Regions from separate parts of the Mus musculus genome. Here region 1 is linked to region 2. Evidence: chromatin loops called from intact Hi-C (ENCODE). Cell type or tissue: heart. All regions are shown on one strand. Links, peaks and the distances in the headings refer to the core of each region. The heading gives the core; the rest is flanking DNA. Region 1 has its middle 2.8 kb from the start of 1700001G17Rik. Region 2 holds the start of Bend6 (BEN domain containing 6).

Region 1 (2,910 bases), core at 278-2,777, 240 kb after region 2:
GCTTGGCAGCTATTTATATTAATTCATAGGTTAGTTTGTTTATTTCGTTTCCCATTAGACCATAAAGTTCTAGAGGGTAGAGGTGTGTGGCTCTTCCGTCAGAAAACACTGCCTGGCACTTAGTAGGGCTCTCTGATGTTTCCAGAATAAAAGAAACCGTGCTTATATCTGGGAGGCCATTTCTTCCTCCCCGTAGTACCTCTTAAGGGAATGTTTCCTCTCCTGCTCTCTTGACCTTCACTGATGGAAGCCAAGGGAGAAAGAACGGGATGGTTGTTTCTAGACTTTTTCCATAGCCAAACTCTCGGAAATAGGAAATGAAGTCAGGAGGGTGGAGGGAGCAGAAGGTGGCCAAGTTTTTATGGGTCAGCCACTCTGCTGGAAAGACTTCTTTTCCTGTGACTCCATGTGAGCAGGGCTGGAAGGGCTGTGGTCACAGATGCTCTCTTGGTAAAGATCCTTAGCACATCCTCCCTTTAGGATAACATAACCCAAACTGGAAAAGAACAGGGATGCACTCTGACTTAACCAAATATGGCGACTAAACCCTCAACTGTGTAATGCACCACACAATAGTTCTGGGGCAACGACGTCAACTACGGGTGAATGCCAGCTGGGTTAGACGGTCTGCAGCTGGTATTGTCCAGCAGCGGCTCCGTGCTTGGTGCTCAGCAATGATTCATGGAAATTATGCTGCAAAAGGTGCTCTGTGCTTTATTCTGGGATAAACTGAGGAGCCGAGTCATTCCAGAAGGAATGCGTATACAGTTTTCAGATGAGTGCTCGAAGTTTCTTAGGTTAGAGTCACATTTGATTCAAACCATCTGTTTAATGTGAAGCCGAACCCAGCATCTTTCCAGGACTCATCAATCTCGTTTCATAAATAATTATTAAAGGCTCTTGGAATCCGGGAGCTGTGGTTACAGAAGTGGCACAGTCGTCCCTGCTTGTGACTGCTTATGGTTTAGCGAAAGTAAAATTGTGCTTGTGTATATATATATTTTTCCCTTTATGAAATCAGTGTCCATAGTTTGCTCAGTCTTTTTTGCCGGGGCCATTATATTAATCCATCATTGTTGATGAGATGGATGTATGAGAGCTCACTGACAGCATCTCTGAGATGTCCATATCATTGCTGGGACAGGGATGTCAACCTTCCAATTGCCTCTGGATACAGAAAACAATTTATATAGTGTGCAGTGACCTACCCTGATACTAGGAAATTACGACGCTGGCATAGCTGATAGACTCAGCCTATTTTCTTCTCTGAGATCAAATATAGGTTTTTAGGGGGATGGAAAGATGGCTCAAGCAGTCCTGAGCACTCTCTGCTCTTCCAGAGCCCTCAGGTTCCAATCCCAGCCCCCACCTGGTGAATTACAGCAGCCTGTAACTCGTCCCAGGGCATCTGATGCCCTCTTCTGGCCTCTGTTTGTCAATGCATTTAACACATAAATACTCAAAACCACCCCTACCAATATATATATACAAAAACAAAATAGATTTTTGGTATGTTGTAAAGGCAGCTATTCCATGGCATAATAAGATTTTTGTGTGGTTAAACATATTTTTTCTAGTTCTTTATGAATTAGTCATAAAATGACATTACTTATGTCATATTTTAACTTTGAAGGTAGGCGTTTAAGAGATTGTATTGAAAGGTCCAAACACCTTGGGGATAAGAATTTTCACTTCCCTGGGAAGCAAACCAAGCTCCTCAAAGGAAGCCACTGACAATGGGCCGTTGATCAGTGACAGCCCTGACTTAGGGAGGATAAGTCTCCAGCTGATTCCATTTCTGGGACACCTGGCCAGAGGAGATAACAAGGCCGCAGCCAAGCTGGTCTCTGAAACTCTTCATGGTTTCACTAAATATAATAGAACTAATATAGCAGCCAATCAGACTTGTCCTAATGGCACTGCTTTGACTCCTATCAATCACATTAGAGGTTACCTTACCCTTCTGGAAAATTCCCCTAGCCCTGCATCAAAGGGGGCTTATGAGCCCCTCAAGCCGTTGACATTTGGATGAATGGTTGACCATTCATGCCATGCTGTTTGCTGGCAGTTTCTGCAGAATAAGCACCTTTGCATGCCATTTGAGTCTAGGGTCTCTCTTTAGCAATTCTTGGACCCTAATAGTATAAAGGGGTACATGAAGAGAAATCAAAGTGGCTGTCAAAAAAAAAAAAAAAGCTTAAAATCAAATAGCCAGGGAATTCTTAACAAGCCTTAAATCATTTGAAACTACAAAATTGGCTGACTCATAGGTGCATTTTTTTAAAGAAGACAATATTTTTTAGTGGTTCATGTTTGGAAAAGTCTGTGGTAGAGGGTTATAAACATAAAAATAAATCGGGCACAGTGGCACGTGCCTTAAATCCTAGCACTGGTGAGGCAGAAGCAGCTCTTTGTCAGTTCAAGGTCAGCCAGATCTACACGTGCCATTTCAGACCAGCCTGGCTTACATAGTGAGACCTTGTTTTATAATCAGAGTGTGGAGAAAATAATGGCACCATATGGGGATCATAAGGAATGAGGGTGGGACTTCAAGGGAACGACATATGTGGCAACAGTGAGCTCTTTTATTGTGAAATATTTGCCAATTTTGCAAGGAAAAAATTTCATTGCCGACAGTAGTAATAAACATTTTCATACTTTTATGAGCTAATTGTTCAGTTCCTGTTAACATTTTCTCTAATAAACTCATACTCTTTCTGACTGAAAAATAATTCTGGGGACTTTTTTAGCTGCACAATTTAATGTTTTTTTTGTTGTTGTTTTGTTTTGTTTTGTTAGCTGCACAATTTAATGTTTTTTTTTTTTTTTTTTTGTTTTGTTTGTTTTTTTTTGTTTTTTTTCGAGACAGGGTTTCTCTGTGTAGCCCTAGCTGTCCTGGAACTCACTCAG
Region 2 (2,910 bases), core at 256-2,755:
TCCCAGACTAAATTCTCTCTTTTAGGGGCTGCCCCTCCCACCTCTTGTAACGCAAACTCCACTACACTAGACACACACAAACACACACAATGCGCCCCAGGCGTGACTATGGAATTGCTTAAGAAGCATGTCACTTTGGGCTTAGGGACTGCAGGCTTCCCATTCGGTGCCCTACTGGCTTTTTAAACACGTATATGATTAATGCTGGTACTCAGGAAAGAAAGCTACTCTGACCTTGAGAGTGTGCGCTAAATAAATTACCTCAGAGCGAAAGTGATGAGATCTCAGAGCAGCATCTGGGGAGAAAAGAGGGAAAACGAGACTCCGTTAACTCCTTGTTCTCAGCCTAAAGAGTTACTGATCACTTACCTGGATTCGGGAAAGCACATTCTAGGTGTCTCTCTCCAATTCCGTGGGCATATTGGGGCGGGGCGGAGAGAGTATTGGACCATCTGTCTCTAAGGTGATTTCTCTGCAAGAAGTTCCAGCAAAGTTGGGAGAGGGGAGCCCATATCATCACGCCTTACTTTTTTATTCCTAAGCTCCAGCAAAGGCTTGGCAAAGATACGAGTACCTCAGCCCAGGACTCCCCTACAATTACCTTCTGGGCTCTAGCAAACTGACCCTAAGAATCGGAGCCTGATCCTTCCTTCCAGGACCTCCGAATCTCCGTGGTTATCCAAACCTGGTGACTCAGAGGATGGAGGTGAGGCCAAAGGGCCAGGGCGCGTTAAATAAATAAATGCACTTAGCTTGAGGAGTGGGCACTGAGTGGGCAGAAGAGGCAGAGAAGGCTTGAACCTCGCTTCTGCCCAGAAGAACCCAGCGGCGGCGTGTCTTACCTCTGCTTCTGGAACGACCCGAAAAGACCGATTTCATCGGATGTCTCCCTTTCTGGAGCTTGCGGTGCCAGCAGCAGAAGAAGACGATGGTGGCGACGGTGCCCAGCAGGAGCAACAAGAGGAAGAGAGCACATTGGATGCTGTAGGGTCTCAGCAAAACGAGGAAAGCGGCGGCGATCATGGTGCGGGCGAGGCGGGGGGCCGTGCGGCGCGGGGCTAAGGCTGCAGAGCGCGCGGGGCGCGGGGCGCGGGACGCGGGGCGGGCGCGGCGGACAGGGGCGAGCGCGGCTCAGCGCGTCAAGCCCGGCGCTCGCGGCCCCGCGCGCGGCCCAATGGCTGCACACCCCGCGCCGGCCCCGGAACGACTGATGGAGAGCAGCGGGCAGCTCTCGCCATGACTCAGCACGCGGCGCAGCGGCGAGAGCCGCGCCCCTCCCTCCGCAGGCGCCCCAGCCCGCGCGCAGCTCTCGGGCTCAGCCCCGCCCGGGACGCAGCCGGCTGGGAGCATCATCGGGTGGCCGCCCGGGGCCTCGGCGTCCTGAAGCCGGCGCACGTGGGGCGGGACGGGGCGCGGCGAGCCGGCGGGGGGCTCGGTGGGTGACGTCACGGGCTGCGGCGGCAGCGGCGGCGCGGGTGCGGGCGCGCGCGCATGGCTGGGGCCGGGACCGAGCGGCGCGCGCCCTCCAGCAGGTCGGTTCGGTGCGCGCGCGGCCCGCCAGGCCACGCGCCGGGCGGCGGTGCGCGGGGACCCCCGGGTTTCGCCTGTGTAAGCCTCCGCGGACCTTCTGCTGGAGGCCGACGTCAGGGGGCGCCAAGGAGCCGGGGGGAACCCGGGCTCCCGCCTCCCTGAGCCCGCCCGGAGGCTGGGGCTCGGAGGATGCAGCAGGGTGAGCTATTTGGTTTGGGGGCGGGGGTAGTCCCTGCGCATGGAGGCGCGAGCACCTGGAAGGGCCATCTCCAAGCTGGTCCAATCTTAGGAAAGGCGGCACGCCGCGGTCTGCAGGCTTGCACCCTACCACCCCCAAACTTGGTGCTGATTCTCAGCCCAGACGTGAGCTCTGCCACGGTCAAAGAACCCTGATTCATTTATTGGCTTTGTAGGGAGAGGTGATTTTAGATGTAAGGATCTGACATGATGAAGGATGAAGGAAGTTGGTGATTGATTGGCCTGTAGATACTGCAGGAGAAATTTTTAGGCACTGTCAGACAACGGCGATCGGTCACACTCGGGTACACACCCTTCTCCCCTTTGCCGTTTTTTTCCAGCTTCCCTTACATTCCGTTACAATCCGCAAAAACTGTATCGCAGTTGTGGGCTGGACACTTGACAGTGATCGCTGATTCGGTGCCAACGAAGAAGGCAAGGCGTGAGCGCTGCGGTGTGCTCTTTTGCGGAGGGCCTCTGCCACCTGGCGAGAAAGCCAAAGCTGCAGTGGCCGCCTGCAGCGTGTTGCGGCCTTAGCGGGCCAGTGCAGTGCTCTGCCCTGCTTGCCCCTAAGGCAAACTGGCTTTCCCTGTGGGAGTTGGATGATTTGTTTTCTTTCATTGACTTGTATTTTTTAAATTAACTATATGACATATGACAAATGAAATATTACATTTGTGCAATTTCTAGTAACTGGCTTGAAACTAAATAATTCGTAAAATTCCAAAAGTCAATTGAAGAATCGATAGGAATGTGTGTATTGTTGTCTAACTATATGAAACCAACTGTTCAGTTCTGCAAAAATGTGTAGCCATTAGTGACTGATAGGTGAATGATGTATTATCAAGTGTGAGCATTAAAAGAAATGCGGAAAGATGTTGCTTAGCCCTGATGCCAGGTTCATAAGCACGGAAAGCACAGGAAAATGTGCTCTTATTTGCATGTTGGCCTCCTAAAACAAATACAGATTGCTATTATATGCCACTCATTCTGTTGTTTGAGGCTGAGGATGGAAAGCACCTTGCTTGCCGACACTGAGGAAGGTGAGACTCTTGACTGTCAGACTGCGGGGAGCACTGGGTGCCAAACAGGCTTCACGGGTCCCTGGCAGTCAGCAGAGCTGTCTGGAACTTCTGCATCCCG

Evidence for each region. A loop is a pair of places that touch in the nucleus more often than their neighbours do. Peaks named below come from ENCODE experiments on the same cell type or tissue, not always from the same donor. Only the 100,000 strongest peaks of a DNase experiment are listed, where the experiment ranks them.
Region 1: a loop joins it to region 2, with 2.3 times the contacts of the local background. A loop is called at or near these places in 4 of 42 quality-filtered maps.

Annotation. Positions count from the first base shown.
Region 1 is chr1:33,671,185-33,674,094 of GRCm38, reverse strand. No RefSeq gene overlaps it. Among named protein-coding and RNA genes, the nearest start is that of 1700001G17Rik, 2.8 kb to the right of the region's middle. In heart, for the core only: a CTCF peak has its summit at 1,423 (motif pointing left); a DNase peak (open chromatin) is centred at 354.
Region 2 is chr1:33,906,385-33,909,294 of GRCm38, reverse strand. It overlaps Bend6 (BEN domain containing 6), which reads left to right and starts at 1,674. Exons shown (of 7, transcript NM_177235.3): 1 at 1,674-1,729. Dst (dystonin) reads right to left here and starts at 1,070. Exons shown (of 103, transcript NM_001276764.1): 1 at 843-1,070; 2 at 262-296. The coding sequence starts at 1,023. In heart, for the core only: CTCF peaks have their summits at 1,647 and 2,294; DNase peaks (open chromatin) are centred at 1,424 and 1,664; H3K4me3 peaks cover 2,171 bases; H3K27ac peaks cover 1,455 bases; H3K27me3 peaks cover 123 bases.